Linked DNA regions of Homo sapiens: all the other regions are linked to region 3. A link is a contact called in ENCODE Hi-C or POLR2A ChIA-PET data. All regions are on one chromosome and are shown on one strand. Each heading gives the region's core, a stretch centred on a gene start or an enhancer-like site at or near the end of the contact. The rest is flanking DNA. Distances are from core to core; before and after follow the strand shown.

Region 1 (3,643 bases), core at 880-3,379, 660 kb before region 3:
AATATTGTTAAGAGGGCAATTCTTCCCAAACTGATCCACAGATTCAATGCCATCTCTACCAAAAACCTAGCTAACTTCTTTGCAGAAACTGAGCAGCAGATCCTAACATTCATACGAAAAGTCAAGCGACTCAGAACACCAAAACAATATTGAAAGAGAAGAACAAGTTGGAGGACTGACATTGGGAAACAATTTCAAAGCTAGACAGCTACTGTAATCAAGATAGCATGGTATTAACATAAAGACAGACATATGGATCAATGAAATAGAATCAATAGTTCAGAAACAAACCCTAACATTTAGTCAAAAGTGCAAAGACCATTTCATTGGAGGAATTTAACAAATGGTGCTGGGACAACTGGACAGCCACAGGCAAAAGAATGAATTTGGACACTTACTTCACACTATATACAAAAATTAACCCAAAACGGGTCAAAGACCTAAATGTAAGAGTGAAAACCGTAAAATTCATACAAGGAAACACTGGCATAAATCTTACTGACTTTGGGTTAGGCAACGTTTTCTTAGATATGACACCAAAAGCACAAGCAAAAGAAGAAAAAAAAAACAGAGAAACTTGACTTCATTAAAATAACAATAAGTTTTGCACTTCATAGAACACCAACAGAAAGTAAAAAGACAGCCCACAGAATGGGAGAAAATTTTTGCCAATCATATATCAAATGACCTATCACAGTGCTAGAATATATAAAGGACTATTACAACTCAATAATAAAAAGACAAATAGTCCAATTAAAATATGTACAAAGAATCTGAATAGACAGTTTTCCAAAGAAGATATACCAATGTCCAAAAGCCACATGAAAAGATACTCAACATCATTAGCTACCAAGGAAATGCAATTCAAAGCCAAAATGAGATACAACTTCATGTCCACTATAATGTGCTATAATAAAAGAGAGAATAATATGTGTTGGTGAGGATGTGGAGAAATCAAAAGCTTGTACAATGCTGATGGCAATGTAAACTCGTGCAGCCAGTTTGTAACCAGCCTACCAGCTCCTCAGACTGTTTAACATAGAGTTACTATGTGATCCAGCAATATGATCCAGTTTATATATGATCCAGCAATGTGATCCAGTTTATATATATATATAAACATATGTCCACACAGAAATGTGTACACAAATATTTATAGCAGCATTTTGCATAATAGCCAAGAAATGTAAACTCCTCAAATACCTATCAGCTAATAGATCAACAAACGTGGTATACCTATACGATGCAATATTATTCAGCCGTAAAAAGTAATAAAGTTATAATACATGCTACAACATAGTGAATCTCTAAAACACTATGCTAAGGGAAAGAAATCAGTCACACAAGACCAGATATTGTATGATTCCATTTATATGAAATGCCCAAAACAGGCAAAGTCATAGACACAGAAAGTAGATTAGTGGTTTCTTAGGGCTGGAAAGAGTGGGTGTTTGGGGGCGGATGCTAAAAGGCATGTAGTTTCTTTCTGGTGTAATGAAAATGTTCTAAAATTGATTGTGGTGACTGATGAACACGCAACTCTATGACTGTACTGAAAGTCACTAAATTGTACACTTTAAATGAGTGAACTGTACAGTATGTGAATTGTAGCTTAATAAAAGTGTTTAAATACAGATTCCCTCTCCCTTGGGATCCTTTTTAGGGGTGCTACTGTGGAGAGGGTCAAGAAGCTCTGATGTCACAGTATACTCAGAGACCTGCATTTCATTCAGTACCAGCCCACTGGCTTCTGGCCTTGGAGAAATTGCCTCCCCTTTCTGGACTTCCATTTCCTCATCTGAAAAATGTGGGTGTAGGATTTGGTCTCTATCACTATAATGTCTGCTAAGTTTGGGGACTTTTGTAAGAGATATTCCAAATTAAATGAAGGAGCTTTGGAAAAAAGTTAAAAGTACTGCTAATGCAGAACTGGCTTAGCCTAGAGCAGAGCAATTTAAAAATGGACATTAGGGTGTTCTTTGATAAAGTTCTAATACTGGCTGAAAGGCAGAGAAAATTCATCTTCTTTCTGGTAAGATAAGCAGTGTGTGTGTGTGTGTGTGTGTGTGTGTGTGTGTGTGTGTGTGTGTGTGTGCGCGCGCGCGCGCGTTAGAATTCTGTTTAGCTCAAGTCAAAGAGGATGGCTGCAGGTTCCTTCCTCCCTGAGCAGAACCATTTGAATAGTTTCCGGTAGTCTTCTGTGATTGTTAGCTTGAGAGGCCCCTGGAGCAATGGCTGATATGGGACAGGAAATGCTCTCTGAGAGCTAAATTCTGAGAGCAATCCGTAAGGGTACAAAGCAGAAATATGCAAAATCTCCAGAAAGAGCCAGCTATCCCCAGTCAGCCATGATCAGATGGTAACCTGATTGTTACTGATACACCTGAAGAAAAATTTGGCATTTACATATTGACAGTAGCTTAGCTAAAGTAAAAATTATACTGTTAAACTCTGCCTGTGACAAGGATCATACAAGAGTATTTAATTTCTACAGATTAAAAGAGACTTGGAACAGCATAGGAAAAAAGAAAATGTGGCTATTCCAAAGGACAAAATAAAGTTAAAATAAGACCAATTAAGTAGTTATCATACATTGGGTGTATACAGATGTATGTGTAAATAAAACATAGGACATTCCAATTTGTAAGTTACCTTCATGTTTACCATCACTTCCTTTCTCATAAGAATCTTTTCTAGTTCTAGATCCCTGAGGAATCACCACACTGTCTTCCACAATGGTTGAACTAGTTTACATGTACCTTAGAACTTAAAGTACAATAAATATATATATAAAAAATAAAAATAAAAAAAAGTATTGAGGCCTCAAAAAAAAAAGAATCTTTTGAGGGGGTAATTATTTTTATCCTCATTCTATAGACAAGAACATTAAGACTTAGAGAGCTTAAGATCACAACATAGCAAGTGGTTCAGCTGAGATTAAAATACTCCAAAAGGTCTTGTTATTTGTAGTATACATTTCAATGTGCTTAGGACATTTTATTTGATGCCTTATCTACCTCAAGTATAGCAGATATTGTTATACATTATTATATGTATAATATGTATACATTATTATATGTATAATATGTATACATTATTACATATGTATAATTATTATATACAAACTTGAAGCACAGTGCCACCAAGGGACCACATAATTATTTTTTTTTGAGACGGAGTCTTGCTCTGTCCCTAGGCTGGAGTGCAGTGGTGCAATCTCAGCTCACTGCAACCTCCACCTCCAGTGTTCAAGCAATTCTTCTGCGTCAGCCTCCTGAGTAGCTAGGACTACAGGCACATGTTACCACGCCCAGTTAATTTTTGTATTTTTAGTAGAGATGGGGTTTCACCACGTTGGCCAGGATGGTCGTGATCTCTTGATCTTGTGATCCGCCCGCCTTGGCCTCCTAAAAGTGCTGGGATTACAGGCATGAGCCACCACAACCGGCCAACCACACAATTTTATAAGTACATATTCTGGGATGCATTCAGACTTTCAGAACCTCCAGAGTAGGCATGAAGTGCCTTCTTTCTTTTAAGACTACATGAGTTTTTAACAATTATATTCCACAGAGATAAAATTTCTGCATAGGTGACCCAGGAAAGTGAACTTGTAGCAAGACTCTCAGGGCATATGATTCTG
Region 2 (3,558 bases), core at 611-3,110, 840 kb after region 3:
TGAATATATTGAATATATACCCTGTGCATAGTAACACTACTTCCAGGGATCTTCCAAAATCAAATGTGTAACTATGTGCATCATAAGACAGGTACAAGAATATTCATAGCAGCGTCATTTGTAATTACCCCAAACTTTAAATAATCTAATGTCAAACAACAGTAGAATAGGCAAGTAAATTTTAGAATTATATACAAAAATGAAAATGAAACTATTATATTCTTGAATATGGATCAATCTTACAAATATAGTATTAAGCAAAAAGAGCCACATAAGAGTGCGTATTATGTATGACTATTTATAAACATTCAGAAGCAGGCAAAACTAATTGGGTGGTAGGATTCAGAATTGTGCCTATCTGTGTGTAGGGGTATAATGACTAAGACTGAGCATGAGGAAAGCTTCTAAATTGCTGGTAAACATTTAAAATTTTGCTGTGAGGCGGTGGTTACACAAGTTTGTTCACACTGTCACTAAGACAAGCACTTATGATTATTACACTTATTTTGTATATGTGTTATGCTTTAAAAGGTTTTCACATCTATCAGTTTATAAAATTTTTTTAAATTGTATTTTATCAGTATTGGCGAGGATACAGGGAAAAATTGCTCAAATACTAGCAGTGGGAATGTAAGTTAAAACAACTACTCAGGGGAGCAAATCAGTGAAATCTATTAAGGATTTACATCGTGCAAACTCTGTGATCCAGTACATTCTCTTGTTGGTATCTGCACTCTAGAGAAATACTTGGACCTAAGTACAAAAAGGCATCTACATATATATTTATGGTACCATTGCTTCTCATAATAATATTAATAAACAAACGTGAGGGTGGGGGAATGGTACATTAATTATGTATGTATATATATACACATATTGGTTCTGAGGACATGCAGCATTTTCAGAGAATGAGGTAGATTTATATACAGATATGGAAAGATTTCAATGCTAAGTGTAAAAAAGTAACATCTACACTTGCAAATGCACAGGAACTAGGAGTCATCATCTACAGACTGGGTTTGTAATTAGGGCCTAAAAGGGATATAAGCATAATTGTAACGTTTAAGCTTTTTTTTTTTTTCGCATGGACAAAATCTTACTTGTGTAATTTAAAATTAATAACGGTACTTAGAATGACTTTGGAAAAATATACAAATAATGAAATGGGGATCCAAAGAATGTTCACTGTATACCTCTGTACTTCTAAAAATGTGAATAAGTGTAGCATCCGTTGGGAGAAAAGTTTAATTAAATTTTAAATAAAACAATAAAAGGTGCCTAACTTCGTGTGAAAACAGACATATAGATATAATTAAATGTGACTACCGCTTAGAGATGTTAGTTATGAACTAGGAGCGCTGAGAAAAGGTATCCTAAATAGGTCTGGGGGAAGTGAGAGTTAGAAGAGGTGACTCTTGAGCTGAGTACCGACATAGAAATGGTATGCCCTGTTTTTATTCCTGGAGGGCTCAGCATGAGGTGCCCAAGAGGCCCTGAAACCCATTTCCATGACATTTTCCCACGAGCTGGAGCATAAACCCCCACCGAATAACTGAAGGGAAGCGGAAGGCGCAGAAACGCGGACGAAGAGGAAGCGGGCGCTTGTTAAACCGTGCGATGCACAATGCGGGAAAGTCCAACCAGCTCCGTGTTTCAAAGCTGGATGCCCAGATTTCCCACCCATTCCTACAGGCAGACCGGCTCGCCCTCTCCCTCCTTCCCGCGTCGTTTACTGGTCAGTAGAAGATTGACATGTCATCTGGCCAATAGGTTGGCTCCTCTATGGAGGCACTCAGGAACCAGTCGGGTCTTTGGTCCCTCGAGCGAGATGCGAGCTGTGTGCGTCGACGTCAGCGTGCTGACGTCACGGGCCGGAGGTCCCGGGGCTGCTGGGTGCGGGCGGTGGGCTGCGCGTTGTCCGCTGGACTGGGTCCCGGTCACGCCCCGCCAAGCCCCGCCCCTCAGGCCGGGGCGCGACCGCGGATCCGCAGTTCCCGGGCCAGCCTGGGGCGGCCGGCCAGGAACCACCCGTTAAGGTAGGCTGGGTTTCTCGTTCCCCTATTTGACAGGTTGGAAAACTGAGTCTCCTGGGTCAGATGACTTACATGGGGGCGTACAGGGGACCCGCGGACGGAGGCCATATCCTGGTCCTGTTCTGTTTCCTGAGTCCTGCGCGAGCCTCCAGGGGAGGAGGAGGGGCGAGGCAGGCTGTGCTCATAATGGACACAAGAGTGAAGTTGCAGAATGCTGAGCCCCGCTGCTCCCACGGCGTGGGCCGGGATTCAGGGATGGATATAGGTAGCGGGAGTGTCCTCATTCCTCCAGCCTGCGGACCCTGAGGAGTCCCCGGTGGGGTCGGCCCCGGGCTGGCGCCATGGGCCCCCAAGAAGGACCAAGAATTGGTGACTGGGTGTAATGCGTGGGTTGTCCAGACACAGGCGGTTGTGAGTCTCTTCTATTCATTGAGAAAAGTCGTGTTCAAAAAAAAAAAAAAGAAAGAAAGCACGAATCATGAATGTTCTCCCTGTGGTTTCAGTTAACTGCTTCACCTACTCGTAGATATCTCGCCATTGTTTGAAATCTTAGTTGCTTGAATACTTTTGATTTAGGGTTAGGGATTTTTCCCCCTCTCTTTTAGTTCAAACATGGGTGGACATTGTGGAACTTTTCTTTGTTCACTGTGTCATTTGTCTTCTATTTCACAGATGGAATCACTGAATTCATCACTTGACACAGTACTAGTTTGGATAAGTTTAGCAAGGTAACCAAGTAACGGGTCTAATTAAATCTTTACTGGAATTAGTCCAGTTTGCCACATTTCCTTGTTAGGAAGAATTCTGAAAGGTAATTCCCGTCTGTATACCATATCTACCCATACGCCTCTTTCTAGAAGCAGGATCTCACAAAACGACTTATGGTATCCTTGTTTTATTGATGGATTCTGATAAGGTGGTGGATTATTCATGTTCATAAAATGAAAACATACAATATGTTGTCGTGTAGAAGTCACTGTCTTTAAAATCTAACTGTCTCAAACATTGGTCTTTTAAAACTGCATTATTGCATTGCCTAAAACTGCATGAAAGAAATGAAATGAAACAGCCTCTGAGGGATATTACCTTACTTATGTTCACAGAAGGATGGTGATTAACATCATTTGGATTTATTCAATGGACAGTTTGCCTGAGTGATTGTCTATGCCACTCATTGTTTTAGGTTTTAGAGATTGAGTAGTGAGCAATTTAGATAAGGCCCATACCCTCAAAGACTTTAACTTTTGTTGGAGAATATAATAAACATGTAAATCAAAGAGACAAGTTTAGATAGGAATAAATGTCAGAAAAGATACTACTGGGTAGAGAGTTTGAGAGTGACTGGGTTGTATGGAGAAATGGGATGGTCAGGGAAGACCTCCCTAAGGAGGTAACACGAGGTGACATTTTGGGTGATAGCTGAATGTTTAGCTGAGTCAGCCATGAGAAAATGGGCTGGAAGTTTCTAGGCAGATATAAACAGTGTAAAGGAGCTAAAGGAAGAATGAACTTGGCATGTTCCAGG
Region 3 (3,902 bases), core at 524-3,023:
GCAAGGCCTTCTATTGCCTGCCACATAGTGTGTGGTGCTTGCTGTTATTATTACTGCTACTAACGAGCAAAATTCCATGTCAAGTACAAAAACTCAAATGGGTTTTACTCAATGAGCTTTTCAAAGGTCTTGTGTAAATCAAATTTATGCATATGGAATTATATCTTAAATATGCTATAGAAATATGGTAGTTGAAAAACTGCAGGCAATCACACTTACCTAAAACACATGCATCTGTGTTTCTTTTAGGGAATTAAACCCTTCCCAATATACTGGGGTAGGCGTGCTATTATAATTTTTCTGTTTGGAGAATGAAGACCACCAGTGTTTTATTCTTATCTTCACTGTTCAGAATTGAAACCTATTGTACACACACAGTAACGGAGATCAATGTGATGAACCAAAGGATACAAATGTATGTAAGCCACTGGCTGACCTCCAAGAGCTTATAATCTATTTCAAGAGAAGTGAGCATGAAAAAAGAAAAATGTAAATTACGTTACGTGTGAAATATATTAACTGCAAATAAAAGCTACAGGCAAAGAAAATGATATAAGAAATTAGAAAACTGGAGAAAAGACTGCATTATAATGCGATCAGAAAAGGTTTGAGTACAAAGGAGGCTCTCTGCAGTGCTTAGCAAAGCCAGGATTTAAAGCAGTAGAGAGCTGGGAGAAGGCAGGGGGCATTCAAGGTGGCATACTTTTAGAAGGAAACGGCAAGAGATGAAAAAAGACCATGAATGTGCGGGAACAAGCGTCTAAAGGAGCAGCTTCTATAAAACAGAGGGGTACCTGGGAATCACATACAGTGCCTGCAGACACTACCTTGGCCCAGGGACAATGCTTATGAAAAATATGGAAGGATGCAAAGCCACCCTAAAGAATCTGACTGAAGTCTCAGGAATACCAGAAAGCTCAAGAATCATCCATGTCTATTTTTTTAAACTGATAAACTTTTTTCAAACAAAATCTTTCCCCAAATCATACGCAAATGAAAATGGGACAATACAAAGGTGCTGCAGCAGGAGTGAGCGAGGGGTGCCCGGAAGCCCTCGGCAGCCACCCCTCTGCCCCAAGCCATTTGAGAAGCAGAACTAAGGTTGAAAACTATGTATCTCTTCCCATTGCCCTTTTTGGGCCTGAATATGCTCAGAACATCTTCTCCAAGCATTTGTCTGATGCACACTTGGTAGAGATGATGGATCCCCTCGCCTGATGAGATGGCCCGTGCTGGCTTTTCTTGGGTGAAGGTGAAATGTGTCTCCTAGCACAAATAGGATGGAGTTCCTACACTTGGGCCATAAAGAACGCATCTAGGCAGGGCACTGTGGTGGTTCATGGACTGTAATCCCAGCACTTTGGGAGGCTGAGGTGGGAGGATCGCTTAAGTCCAGGAGTTTGAGACCAGCCTGGGCAACATGGCAAAACCCCATCACTACTAAAAATACAAAGACTAGCTGGTCATGGTGGTGCACACCTGTAATCTCAGCTACTCGAGAGGCTGAGGCAGGAGGATATCTTGAGCCCAGAATTAGAGGTTGCAGTGAGCTTTGATTGAGCCTTTGTACTCCAGCCTGGGTGACACAGTGAGACCCTGCGTCAAGGAAAAAAAAAAAGAACATATCTAATGGTCCCCCCTCTACATGATATAACCTCAAAAAGTTGGTAATACCTGTGAGACTCCTTTCTTCAGGTTAACATATGGGCAGTTTCACTAACCATTTGTCTCGTCTGTAGACAACTGAAGTTAGAGAGGGGAACCATATATCCACCCAACAGAGAAATGAAACTAGTGGTTAGCTGGCAGGCTATGCCGGTGATGGGAACTGTTGTTATGTATGTAGGCAGAGGTGAAACTTTAACGTCATGAGCGAACATGGACTCTAAGACAAAGAGTGTCGACAGTGAACACACAGACCAGAGGGCTTAGCACTGAGGTTGGAACTGATCTAGAAAGAAGAGGAACCAGGAAGGAAACAATCCCAGATGAATCAAACAGGGAGGAAGAATCTCAGGCACTGAAGCTAGAGGAAGGAAGGGAGAGTTTCAAGAAGATGAGAATGGGCAGCTTTGCCGAGCGTAACCGAGAGGGTGAGGACAACCAAGGCAGAGGTGCCACCAAAAAGGGGAGCCCTGTAGAGAGGTAAATTGTTGTTCATGCAAATATTAAAATAAGCATGGAACAACATAGATGGCATATACTGGTAACATTTAAATAAGCCTGGAATGGAAAAACAGAATAAAATACTACCAAAAGAGAGTTACTAGGTCAAGGGGAGGATTTTCCAAGGTGAAAACAGAAGAGTTCACTGTTGAAGACAGAGAAGAAGAAAAGAATAAGAGAAGAGAACATGGCTGGGACAAAGCCCCAGGTAGGGTAGAAAGGATGGGCTAATATCATTTGACCCCGCAATCTCATTACTGGGTATATACCCAGAGGATTATAAATCATGCTGCTTTAAAGACACATGCACACGTATGTTTATTGCGGCACTATTCACAATAGCAAAGACTTGGAACCAAGCCAAATGTCCAACAATGATAGACTGGATTAAGAAAATGTGGCACATATACACCATGGAATACTATGCAGCCATAAAAAATGATGAGTTCATGTCCTTTGGATCCATTCTCAGCAAACTATCGCAGGGACAGAAAACCAAACACTGCATGTTCTCACTCATAGGTGGGAATTGAACAATGAGAACACATGGACACAGGAAGGGGAACATCACACACCGGGGCCTCTTGTGGGGTAAGGGAAGGGGGGAGGGATAGCATTAGGCGATATACCTAATGTTAAATGACGAGTTAATGGGTGCAGCACACTAACAAGGCACATGTATACATATGTAACTAACCCGCACGTTGTGCACATGTACCCTAAAACTTAAAGTATAAAAAAAAAAAAAAAAAAACACCTATGTGGAGCATTGGGGGTTGGGATAAGCTGAAAGCACTGGAAACAAATTGGGACCACCTCTTCCCTTCTCTGCTAGCAGTAGAAAAAGCAAAACAAAACAGGAAGGCAGGAGATAAAGGCATCAGGTAGTCTGTGATGCCATGCAAATATGTAGGCCGAGAAGTTCTAGGCAAAGACAGAAGTGGTAGCTTTCTGGTCTGTGTCTTCCTTGAAAAGCAAGGCCTGAGGGGGCAGGGCAGAGACAAGAAATACTGGAGGCTTGAAGAGTTTATGCAGGGAACAGAAAAGCTGCTGCTCAGAAATGGTGAGTGGCCAAGATGGAAAAAAAAAATCACAGAGTACTAGGGAGCCAGTGAATATTCCATAGCACAAATTGGCTATGTGTCCAATTAGGACACCTCTTTATTACCAGAGGATGCCTCCCACTTGTCTTTTAATTTTTTCTCCTTCCTAAACATTGAAAAAGTTAGGCAGAGAAAGAATGAGAACAGAGGGCAAATGTTCACAATGGAAGTGCAGGTGAAAAGGAAAACCAGAGTACCTAATTTTCTAATCTAGCTAATAATGGCTGCTTTTATTGAGGAATCACTCTAAGCTATGCAACATGCTACACTCTTTTCACATGATTTCTTTAATCTTCACAAGGACCATCAAAGTAGCAAATTATTATCCCAAAGAAACTGAGGCTCAAGGCTAACTGAGCCTTTCACAGAAAGCAGGGCTCCAGGACTGCTATGGTCTGAATGTTTGTGTCTCCCCAAAATTCATCTGTTTGAAACCTGGCCCCCATGGTGGTGGTATAAAAACATGCTTGACAGAGCCTGTTTGCCCCTTTTGCCTGTGGGGAAACATACAAGGCACCATTTATGAGGAACAAGCCCTCATCACACACCACATCCACTGGTGCCTTGATCTTGGACTTCCCAGCCTCCAGAACTGTGAACAATAAATTTCTGTTGTTCATAAATTTCCCAGTT
Region 4 (3,720 bases), core at 164-2,663, 590 kb before region 3:
CCCAGGCTGGAGTGCAATGGCACAATCTTGGCTCACTGCAACCTCTGCCTCCTGGGTTCAAGCAATTCTCCTGCCTCAGCCTCCTGAGTAGCTGGGATTACACACGCGCGCCACCATGCCTGGCTAATTTTTGTATTTTCAACAGAGACGGGGTTTCATCATATTGGCCAGGCTGGTCTCTAACTCCTGACCTCAGGTGATCCACCTGCCTTGGTCTCCCAAAGTGCTGGGATTACAGACATGAGCCATGGCACCTGGCCGGTCCCTACTCTTAATTGTTCTGCAGCTTTCACGTTGATTGAAACTGGATTCAGCACATAATTCCTTCCATAGAGGCTTTGCCTTGGGCACCTAGGCCTGAAGATGCACTGGCCTAGGTAAGGGGAAGGGAATGACCTAAGAGGGTTTCAGGTCAAACAAAATGGGAGAGGGAAGCTTGTCCATTTAGAGGCAGCAAAGTGGGGGAAGAGAAGAGGATCAGAGACAGGTGAACACACAGTCAGAAATATATGACTCCACCTTTCAGCCCCAAACCAAAGCTCCCAGGTGTTAGAAGGATTGAGAGGGTAGCCAGGAGCAGAGGGATTTCCTGTTTGGGATCCTGAGAGTGGTGCCTGCAGCAGAGTGAAAAGTGTGGTGTTTGGGACCCAGGGTGGGGTGCCCTAGGTGACAGAGCGAGACTCCATCTCAAAAAAAAAAAAAAAACTGTGGAGTTTGGGACCCTGGGAGGGGTGTCTGCAGCAGAGTAGACAGTGTGGTACAGCAGATGTAGCAGGGAGCCTGGGTTAGCATTCCCAAGCCTTATACGCAGCCTGTAGAAGAAGCAGAAGTTATTGAGGATGTGGCTGATGAGGTCTGCTATTCCAGGGGCAAAGAGATCCCATACCTATGGGGGGAGGGCACAGTACCCTGGTCAGGGCTGCAGCAAGGACCTGGTTGGGGCCAAAACTTTGGGGAGGGTTACGGGGCTGAGATGGAGCCCAGAGATCAACTGCAAATGCGCCAGCTACAGATTTCAGCTCCAGAGGTCAGCATGGTATAGGGGCCATCCACATGTAGTCCTTTCCAGGACACCAAAGGACTACGGAATCAAATACGTAGAGTTAGAGTCCATTCCTCCTCACTTCCCTGGACTCCCCGATTTCCCCACACCCAGAGGTCATCTTGAAAAGGAAGGGGTAGGGAGATCTGGAAGATCAAGCATTGATGCACAAGCAGCCTGGCCACCCCCAAAAGCAGACTCCAACCCACAGAAACAGAGGTATTACTAACTGGTGAGTTTGAAGTGTAACTGCCCTGCACATCATGCACAGGAAGAACAGAAAATTCCTAATAAGGAAGCAACCTCTTATGAAACTGAGCAAGCAAGCTGGCAGCGTGTGCAGCCCAGTACACGTGGCAACAATGATAAGGATGGAGCGGTCCGGAGTGGGGGTGACCCAGCCCTTGCCTGCCAGTGGGATCTCTTAGTCAGGCTTGTGAGTGACCTCAGGCTGAAGGGCTAAGGGCCATGGCAGAAGCCTGACAGGAGAGGCAGGGAGCACAGAGCCAAGAGAGGCTAGTTTAGGGAGTAGGGACGGCTTCCCAAGGGGGTTGGTGCAGTTAGTGGGACCAGGGAACACGCTCACCTTTTATAGGGAGTGAGGCTCTCCTGGGTCATGAAACTGAGCTACAGAAGCCTGGCGCCTTTCTCAGGCTCTTCTGGTTGTAAGTTACAGAAAGCCATGGGAGCCAACTTGAGCAAATGCAATGGATGGGGCACTGCAGAGGCTCATGGAATCAGAGAACAGAGACTGCAGGACCTAGGGAAGGCACAGGACTGGACCGGGGGACACAGTAAAGAGCCCAGGAAGGGTGTCATTTCTACTTTCCTCTGAGCCTCTACTTCATCCTCCCTTTGGCTTTGGACTGTCTTGCCTCGTTTTTTGTTGGGAAGGCCAACAGCTCCTGAGCTTACGTGTTGCAGGGCCAAGTTTCTCTCTGTCTCAGTTGAAATTTGCCATGAAGGGACTGGTTTGCCTCCTGTACACCCATCAATTCCACCAGGAGCAAGGGAGGACAAGGGAACAAAACAGCTTTCAAAACAACATTGTGGATGGGAGAGAAGCGGGGAGGTACGAATAAGGGGTCTAGGCTTCACCCTAGGCTGCCAGGAAGGATCAGTCACTCTCCCCAGTAAATTAAGGAAAGTCCAGAAAGAAGAGAGAGTGATTTCGGGAAGCAGTAGGGGTGGACAGAAGAGGTACCCTCCTCCCCCTTGGACTTGGAAAAACAGAGCCAGCACTCTCCTGGCCATGAGTCAGAAAGTGGAGCTGTAGGGGGTGGCTGCAGAACCACAGGGTACATTTTTTCACTCTTTCATTATGTCACCTTAAAGAAATTAAGTAAAACTGCCAGTAAGGAAAAAAGAAAGCTAATAGTGGGGATATTGCTCAAAGGCAGAAAATTAGTTAAACATTACATTGGGGTTTCACAACAGGTTGGTGTACTGATTTTCTCACAGCTCCTTAATGAGTCTTGGAAAAAAAGATATAATTTTAATGTGGTCTTGATTGCTTTATTCTCAGGTCAGCCTGAGAATTTTCTCATGACGTTAATTATTCATTTTTGTAAGAAGCCTGCATAAATAAAAGTACAAGTACCGGGTGTCCAGTGTGGCATTTCAGGAGCTTGGAGAAAGAGGATAGAGAAGGTGAGAGCTGGGGGAAAATTGAGAGGTGGCCAGAAAGAGAGGCTTTGGTCATTTCCAGAGTCATGGAGTTGCAGAGAACTAGCTTTAGGCATTGCATGTAATTTAATGTTCTTCAATGTCCTGTAGCCTAAGACCACCTGGAACACACCTGTAGTCAACAAAGTTAGGCTGATTAACGCCACAGCAAGGGAAACTGCACGCTGTGGGGAAGCTTGAGGCATCTCAAAAGGGTGGATTAAGACAAGGGCACCCAATAAAGCTTTGGGGGCTGGAGTTAGTCACAGGATGGTGTTGGCAGGATTTCATCAGATTCTGTAAACTGGGGAGTTTCTGGAAAAGTAAGTGGTCTTATCTTTGGGATTCACAAGTCTGTGTGGAGTTACTGACAGGTCAATTTCTCTATGGTCTTATCTGGGAACAAATGGGCCTGAAAGAGCTGGTGTTTCAAGGTTTGAACTTAGATCGTCTGTGATGCCCACCACGGTGTGGTCGGGAGAAATTGGCCTGCTTCGAAACTGAGGCTTATGTTTTGAAAATTGTGGTTTCTGTTTTCATTCTCGGTCCCTGTCATCTCTCTGCCAACATGAACCCCAGTCTGCCAGTCTACCTTTTTCATTTACTCACTATTTTTCTATCCCATCGTTATGGTTATTCTACTGACATGCTACATGTAACATAAAGAGCCCTACAGCTGCATAACCTCCTGAGAGAGGGCTTCTTTAGTTTGCAATGGAGAACTGGAGATGGTGCTCATTCACAGATATCTAACACTCGGTAAGTCATCTTGTTTGACCACTCCCTCCTCACAGGTCTGTGCCTTAACTGTGCATGTGAAATATTATATATCTTAGATTTAAGAAACAATTTGGCTCAACAAATGACAGTATCAGGGAGCTATTATGAGTTCTAAGAACTACTGTCCTCCTGCTATAGGTCCAGACAAGACTTTAGCATGGCAGGCTGCCTCCTAGGGCTGGGTAGTCAAGAAGGGCTGATAGTGGGTGAGCTAGTCAAGAAGCGCAGCAAAA
Region 5 (3,372 bases), core at 845-3,344, 550 kb before region 3:
ATGAGCAAAGCTCTTTGCCATTGCACTAAAAATATCTAGGTAATTACAATAACCCTGCCATTGAAAAAGCAAGCAATTATGAAGATATCTTTTACTGCAACATTTACATTGCAGAATATTGGACAGAATCTAAATTTCCAACAACACAACAATAGGGAATTGGGTAAATGAATGATAACAAAGTCATACAATAAAATATTTTTCAGTTATAAAAATGATGCTGTAGAAGGGCAGGCAATAACCCGGAGAGGGATTAAAGCATATTAAGTGAAACAGCAAGTTATAAAACATGTACACTTGATTAAGTTCTTGCTGGGAAATATCCACTTATCATCTCTTCCCCTAGTCTGCCATTAATCATTTGCCTGTTCAAGGAGAGACACCAAACTGCTAGAACTGGTTATCTCAATATAGAAAGATGATGGGTCGTTTTAAGTTTTATTTTTCTTTTGCTTATTTTTAACTCTGTAGTATTTTTCTATGTTGGATATCTCTTACTTTTAAAATAAGAAAGATGTTATGTACTATCATGAGAGAAAGCGAGGGTAAAAACTAGCATGTGCTGGCATGCTAGGGAGAGGGTGTCTGTGAGATGGCAGAGAGAGCATTCATTCAGCACCAGGCTAGTGGCTTAGGCCTCTGTCACCCAAACTCTGGTGAGAACTCTAGCTTTTTTTCTTTTTTTTTTTTTTAATGGAGTCTTGCACTGTCACCTGGGCTGGAGCGCAATGGCACTATCATGGCTCACTGCAACCTCCGACTCCCGGGTTCAAGTGATCCTCCTGCCTCGGCCTCTTGAGTAGCTGGGATTACAGGTGCCTGCCACCACGCCTGGGTAATTTTTTGTATTTTTAGTAGAGACAAGGTTTCACTATGTTGGCTAGGCTGGTCTCAAACTCCTGACCTCGTGATCCACCCACCTTGGCCTCCCAAAGTGCTGGGATTACAAGCGTGAGCCACCGTGCCCGGCTCGAACTCTAGTTTTCAACACTTCTAAACTCCAGTAATTCAAGTCTTGGTTCTGGATTGAGGACCGGTTCTTTTGATTATGAGGTGTCTGCAAATGGCTTCTACCTGTAACTTGAAAGCAGAACATACCTATGTTGACCCCCCACCTTGGGGCCCACCTTCCTAAAACCACGTAGTTATGGTGTAAAAAGGTTTTTGCTTTTTGTGAGAAGTTGGACCCCAGATGATATACCAGGCAACATCTATCACTTTTATGACTGATGAAGACTATTTTGCAAAATATATACATGTATGCGTGTAGCAAACTTCTACTCTAGAATGCATATACGAGCTAATTGCCAGACATCATTTATTAGTGTGCTTAGTAGTGGTTTTTTTCTTGACACTTAGTAGTGGCTTTTTTCTTAACACTTGGAAAAGTTTTCCCAATTACATTACCTGCCCCTGGCCCCTGGCATATGTAATATAAAAATAAATGTATACTTGAGCATACTATAACTTACATTTAGGTAAAACTAATAATTGAGATTTTATTATTTTGAGAAATAATTTTTTATGTTTATGGCTTTATTCCTTCATGTTAAAAACAATATATTCAAAATTACTTTAAAGTCGGTTTTCAAGTCTTTTCATTTATATATCTATTTCATTTATTCACTGTATCGGTCAGGATACTGGAAAAAACCAAAACTTAACTAATCTAGTTCAGTGAAAGAGTTTAATGAATGGATGATTTATTGAGATGCAGGTGGGGTTGAAGGAACCAAAAGGATGTGAAGACATCCAGGAACTAGCAATGTAGGAAGCTGTTAACAGGCTTAGACCCCGTAGGGGAGCCATATATGGCTTTCCTCTACCTTCCTAGGTTCTTTGGCTAGGCTATGAATTAAATTGATATAAGGCCAATTAACAGGAGAAAAAAACATTTTAATTATGTACATATGCCTGGAGTTTCACAAAATATGAGACTGAAAGATGGGTCAGATGATTGAAGCTTCTGTAGCATCCTAAGCTACAGAAGGAATAGGGACATGGGGCTTCTGGGGCTTGGCAGCACACAGGGCAGGGGAGGGTGGAGAAGGAAATGTGTGGTGCGTAGAGGGTGTCTTGTTCTGCAGACGAAACCTCTCTCGGGTAATAACAGCCGTCTCTGAGCAGCCCTCAGAGGAAGCGATGACAGTCTGTCTGGGCATGGTGTCAACCTCAAGTCTCTCCTGTGTTCCCCAGGGAGGGAGGTCATGACAACTGAACTCCTTCTGAAGGAAGTTCAGAGAAAGCCCTTCCCTGTACTTGCTGTTCCTCAAGTGCCCCCAGTGGGAACTAACCAGCATACCAAGCAGCACATTTCAGGGTGATATTTCCTGAACTCCTTCAACCTAAAGGGAAAAAAGGAGGAAATAATATTCCTGGAACTCAGTGAGAGGTGGGGCCATGGAGGCGGGGCCACCATAGAAGCTGTAGCTGTGGAGGGCACAGCCATGTCAGAGCAACATGGAGGAGAGGAAATGGGAAGAGAAACCTCATGTGTCTCTCCTTCCACCTTCCAACCTCCAATGGCCTGTAGACAGTGGAAAGCCACTCAGCAGTAGAGCTAAATAAGGAGCCCCGGGGGTCAGGACAGAGGTGGGCAAAGGAAGGTGGAGAGCAGAGAATGAATGGTGAGGGGAAAAATGAAAATAATCAGTTAATTCATTCAACAAATATTTTAAAAAGGATTGCTATGTTCCAGACACTGGGCTAAGTATACTTGACTCGACAGGCTTTGTTTGGGGTTTGTAAGTAGATCTATTGGGCACAGCCCTAGAGGCAAATTCTTTCTTCTTGAATATTATTTCTATTTACAGCATTTCAATAGCAATAGCTCTGTGCGGATTAGACTGCCAATGAAGTTCACTACCTTTTGCTTCTGCTTGCTGTTCTACATAATGGCACATTGTGAAAAGCCGCAAGTATAGAGCGGGCACGACTTCTTATAATTAAGTATACGGGTAAAAGCACAGCTGAATTTGGAATTTTGCATAAGGGAGTTTTCTAGGCTTTTTTTTGGCTTTAAAGAAAAAGCACAAATAAGGAGGCAGAATACAGGAGAGGAGACAGGAGTCCGGAACAAAAGCAAATAACCTAATGAGCTATTCAAAGGCAAATTCACAAACTGCGCTTCTCGAAGCCTTAATAAGAAGGATGGAGGCCATCAAATCAGGTGAGGAGTTCATATTATTACTGAGAATGTGCTGTCTGGAGAAAGGCAATGGAGTATCACCAAAGAAGCAGCATTCTGGTAAAAAAAAAAAAAAAATTCTAGATCAGAAATCATAGAACATGTTTCTTTGTTCAGAGCTTCATAACTCAGTCTGCGGAGTGGATAATGAGTGTGTAGTTCCCTATTCTACCCTCTGGCAACTT
Region 6 (3,918 bases), core at 1-2,500, 610 kb before region 3:
CATCTAAATGCCACCACTATTATGAGAATTCCCATGTTATGAGAGCTACAATGTGAATATCAAAGATCTTACCTTACTTCCTGCTCTCATCCAAAAAAAACAAACAAAAAAAACCTCTTGGAAATAAAACACTTCATTAACAGATGAGCCAAGAAGCCATATCAACGCTCAGCGTCTCCAGGTGATCGCCAAATCTGGATTCTCTGAGAGACGGAAGGAAGCTAAGATGGTTGAGTCCTTACTGTGTGCACATGCCACAGATTTACATGCATGGTCACAATTTCCATGGTATCCCTATGAGATGGGTCTCACTCACTTCAGTTCACCAATAAGGACACAGAAGCATGGAGAGGGTTAAGTACATTGCTCCAGGTTTCCACAGCCAGTAGGAAATGGGAGAGAAGGGTAGGAGGAGGGCAGTGATTCAAACTCAGATGTGTTTATATGAGGTCAAAGCCCATGAAAAGCAGTAAAAATTTCAGACTAAAATAGCCTGAAATAATAGTTACCTATACAAGAAGAAAAAATTCCAATCGCCAATGAGGTGGAAGAGTTTTATGCCCAATTTAAACTAGTATGCTTTTTATTCACATAGATGTATGTAGTGTCAATGTCTACTCTTAGACTCCACATTTCTCTGTGTCAGTGAGGTTACTGGTGCCTTACCTGGAATCTTACAATTCTTGATTTAATAAAATATGTGATTTATTACGCAAGCAAAGTACTGGATCCCATTGTTATGTCTACATAGAAAATACAAAAATATTTATTTGCATACCTACACAGGTGTGCCCATTCGAGAGGCTGGGCCTGGACTGGTCATCGTTGGCTGGAGAGGCCGAGGACTGAAGAGACAGGAGCAAGAATAGAGGCGCCACCGTAAGGATTTTCCAGGGGGACTGCATCTCCGAGCTATGCACCCCAAGTGATCACCCGGCTTTGGAAGCTCCCAACTGAGGGATGCTGGAGCTGAGGCTGCAGAATCAATTGATCTCTCTCTCCTTCTCTTCCTCACTCTCTTTGACACACACACCCCACCCTCTCACATACACACTTTTCAATAAGTGTGAAGTGAATAAAAGCACACATAAACACTCACAGACCCACAGCTTGCTCTTGTTGGACCCTGAGAGAGCCACACACAAAGAGCTGGAGGGAGTCTGTGGTGTGCGGTTCTGCTGAGGTAAAGACTGCAGGATAAAGAAAACCCAAGTTGCACAGTGGCACAACTTCCGTGCTCCCTGGCTCAGTGAAGTTAGTGTGCATAAACCCCGTGAGCCTCGAGGCTTGCCGGAACTGATCTGTTGGGTTGGTTAGGAGGCCCTTCCCCTTTCATTCTTGCAAAACAAAACAAAACGATACTAAAGCCAAAACTGAGAAGAAAAAAGAAAAAAAAAACTAATCCACAAGCACACAACCCTTTAACAATTTGATCAGCAGCACCCACATATTGTAGAAATTCTAATTGGTTACATTCAGAACTTACTTAGTCTTGTTTTCAACAGCTTTATATGGTAAGGTTGTGATCCTTATTTTGTTGTAAAAGGATATTCTGGTCAAATAATATCTTTCCTCTGGAGAAATTGGGTTATTCCTTGAAGGGTCAAGGCCTTTTATTTGGTGTGCAGAAAATAAACAGTACAGAAAATAATGGGCAGTTAGCATGGTGGGATTTTAGACCTAATGAGAAAAAACATGGGTTAGAATTAATCAATTCACAGTTGCTAGGCTGTGCACAATGCATCTTTTTTTTCTCCAGAATTTCGAAGTGCATTTTGTGGATGATTTGTTAAGAGACTGATTTTCTGCTCTGAAGAATAGAACTGAACACTGTCTTTCTGAGGGAAAAAAAAAATCGGAACCAGATCATAGATAAAAGACATATAATCTAAATGTTTCTCTCTAAAATAAGATAAAACAAAATCATATGCCATTCTCAGTCAAGATAAGAGGACAGGGCCAAAGTACCACAGTCTAGGTAAGTGTAGGAGGTCATGAGATTCTGTTTCTCTCTGCTTAGGCTCTGAGGGAGCTTATTACAAATTTTGAAATATTATAGAAGCTATCTAAATTGTTAGCAATTAAAAAAAATAGCATTTGGAGTAGCAGGCAAAGTTTTAGAGTAGCATCCTTTCCAGGATGTAGGAAATACCAGTTTTTATGGTTGGAAGATTTCTTGTGCAGTCATTAGTCTTACAAGCACCGATGGGGCTACAATTCCCAAACCTGCTGCAGAGATAGCACAAGTCAGAGTGTTTCCCTAATTACACTTCCAGCCCAATACTGAGGATATCGTTAGGCGTCCATGGGCCTGTGACTTCCTCTGACTCTAAGGTGCTGCTGCTTCAGTTCTTCACTCTGTGACTAAGGGGAGCTCTGGGGTCACTAGGACCACCACAGGGGTGAGGCCTAGAGAAGTTCCAGAGACTTCCAAGGGAGGCTAAATAAAGGACTGATTGATTAGGAACTCAGATTGTGAAGACAGAAAGGCTCATGCTTACGTCTCATGTCTACTGTTTATTCTGAGTAATATATTAGACCAGTGATGTAACTTTCCCCCCTTCAGTGTCTTGTTTTTGTTGTTGTTGTTGTTGTTTGTTTGTTTTTTGAGACAGGGCCTTGCTTTTTCATCCAGGCTGGAGTGCAGTGGTGTGATCACAGCTCACTGCAGTGTTGACCTCCTGGGTTCAAGTGATCTTCCCACCTCAGCCTCCCAAGTAGCTCATTTCTATTGGGATAATGGTAATATCCGCTCCAATGCGCTGCTGGAAGCACTCGAATACATGATGTATCCAAACAACAAAGCAGCATGGCTGGCAAGAAGTAAGTGCTTAGTGCATCTGTCTATGACTCTAGCAGGAGTGTGATGAAACCTGCACCCCAGACCAGCTTCAAGAGAATTCCAAGACGCCCATGGTAGTTGTAGGCCATCATGTCATACATGGGAAATGGTGAGGACAGGAAAAGGGAGGATTTATTGAATACCTTCCAGCTGTGCTACAGCACTCCAGGAGTGTGTGGTCTAGTTTGTCTAATCCATAAATGGGTGAGGACTCTCCTGAGGGCTTCTGGAAGAGCATTTGACACAGGCTTTGGGCCTCTTGAGGCTCTCCTGGTCTCAATGTATAGCTGCGAGCAGGTCTGGAAACTCTTAGAGTGAGAGGGATTTCTTGGTATGCCGGAAATGCAAGTTTTGTGCCCTTCATCGCATGTATGTGGGCCAGGCAGTGCCATTCACAACCATCCCAGGGATGGTCGGCTCTGAAACTCTCTAGTGTGCTCAGGCTTCGGGGCTGGTCACAGTGGGAGTCGCTGACTTAGCTGTGCAGTATTGAGCAAGCCCCTTCCTGTTTCCAGAGGTGACAGTCCTCAGCTAGAAAAGGGAGGTGAGACTATCTACTTCGTAGGAATATATCATGGTAAAACCTGACACATAGGTTTTCAGTAATGGAAGGATTTTTCATGCTTGGAGGGTGAGTTCTTACTGGGCATGATCAAAGGAAGAATGCAGAAATCAGAAAGTGATTTCGCCAGCAGAAGCTGGAACAAAGTGCACGTGTGCACAGACCACTGAACAAAACATCCCTCTCCGTCACCAGGATGGAGTGGACCCTCCCATTTGCACAGTTGTCCTTCACACTGGCTGGTATCATTGCCCCTGACAGGGCTGCCTTTGCTCATCAAGTACTGAGTGCAAATGACTTGGGATCTTTGCACAGCTTGCCAAAAGGCCCTGGACCTACCTGTGGTTTAGAACAACTAGTCAGGCCCTGGAGAATGTTCCTGCAGGACCCCACTGTCAGATGTTCCAATTTTGAATCATCTCGAAATCTGCTCTTGAAAATGAGATTTCTTCCCTGAAGCACTTTGTTACTGATTTCACTCAAACAGCTCTGATTCAAACCACTGCTTTCCCCT

The links. Hi-C counts contacts between places; a loop is a spot of excess contacts on that map. ChIA-PET counts read pairs that join two places held with the same protein, here RNA polymerase II (POLR2A). Pooled maps may share reads with other maps.
Region 1: a loop to region 3 is called in a pooled map, with 2.0 times the contacts of the local background. The contact joins two enhancer-like sites. A Hi-C loop is called at or near these places in 8 of 50 pooled maps. POLR2A ChIA-PET finds 5 or more read pairs at or near these places in 2 of 52 experiments (activated CD4-positive, alpha-beta T cell and naive thymus-derived CD8-positive, alpha-beta T cell).
Region 2: a map with no recorded cell type shows a loop between it and region 3 (8-fold over the local background). The contact joins the promoter of STARD3NL here to the enhancer-like site in region 3. A Hi-C loop is called at or near these places in 18 of 37 single-sample maps with no recorded cell type and 6 of 50 pooled maps.
Region 4: a map with no recorded cell type shows a loop between it and region 3 (5-fold over the local background). The contact joins two enhancer-like sites. A Hi-C loop is called at or near these places in 4 of 37 single-sample maps with no recorded cell type and 2 of 50 pooled maps. POLR2A ChIA-PET finds 5 or more read pairs at or near these places in 1 of 52 experiments (CD8-positive, alpha-beta memory T cell).
Region 5: a loop to region 3 is called in a pooled map, with 4 times the contacts of the local background. The contact joins two enhancer-like sites. A Hi-C loop is called at or near these places in 2 of 37 single-sample maps with no recorded cell type and 8 of 50 pooled maps.
Region 6: a pooled map shows a loop between it and region 3 (3-fold over the local background). The contact joins the promoter of AOAH here to the enhancer-like site in region 3. A Hi-C loop is called at or near these places in 2 of 37 single-sample maps with no recorded cell type and 6 of 50 pooled maps. POLR2A ChIA-PET finds 5 or more read pairs at or near these places in 1 of 52 experiments (CD8-positive, alpha-beta memory T cell).

The regions. Positions count from the first base shown.
Region 1 is chr7:36,676,507-36,680,149 of GRCh38, forward strand. All of the region lies in intron 2 of AOAH (acyloxyacyl hydrolase), which reads right to left. Among named protein-coding and RNA genes, the nearest start is that of AOAH, 46 kb to the right of the region's middle. Within about 2 kb of position 2,130, at least 4 of the 41 ENCODE cell types and tissues checked have a DNase peak (open chromatin) inside an H3K27ac peak, as active enhancers do.
Region 2 is chr7:38,176,385-38,179,942 of GRCh38, forward strand. It overlaps STARD3NL (STARD3 N-terminal like), which reads left to right and starts at 1,861. Exons shown (of 9, transcript NM_032016.4): 1 at 1,861-2,036. RefSeq lists an enhancer at 1,508-1,587 and a silencer at 1,838-2,117.
Region 3 is chr7:37,334,623-37,338,524 of GRCh38, forward strand. The region is part of intron 2 of ELMO1 (engulfment and cell motility 1); the gene reads right to left. Among named protein-coding and RNA genes, the nearest start is that of ELMO1, 110 kb to the right of the region's middle. Within about 2 kb of position 1,774, at least 7 of the 41 ENCODE cell types and tissues checked have a DNase peak (open chromatin) inside an H3K27ac peak, as active enhancers do.
Region 4 is chr7:36,745,143-36,748,862 of GRCh38, forward strand. No RefSeq gene overlaps it. Among named protein-coding and RNA genes, the nearest start is that of AOAH, 23 kb to the left of the region's middle. Within about 2 kb of position 1,414, at least 4 of the 41 ENCODE cell types and tissues checked have a DNase peak (open chromatin) inside an H3K27ac peak, as active enhancers do.
Region 5 is chr7:36,782,962-36,786,333 of GRCh38, forward strand. No RefSeq gene overlaps it. Among named protein-coding and RNA genes, the nearest start is that of AOAH, 60 kb to the left of the region's middle. Within about 2 kb of position 2,095, at least 8 of the 41 ENCODE cell types and tissues checked have a DNase peak (open chromatin) inside an H3K27ac peak, as active enhancers do.
Region 6 is chr7:36,723,244-36,727,161 of GRCh38, forward strand. It overlaps AOAH (acyloxyacyl hydrolase), which reads right to left and starts at 1,251. Exons shown (of 21, transcript NM_001637.4): 1 at 779-1,251. The coding sequence starts at 905.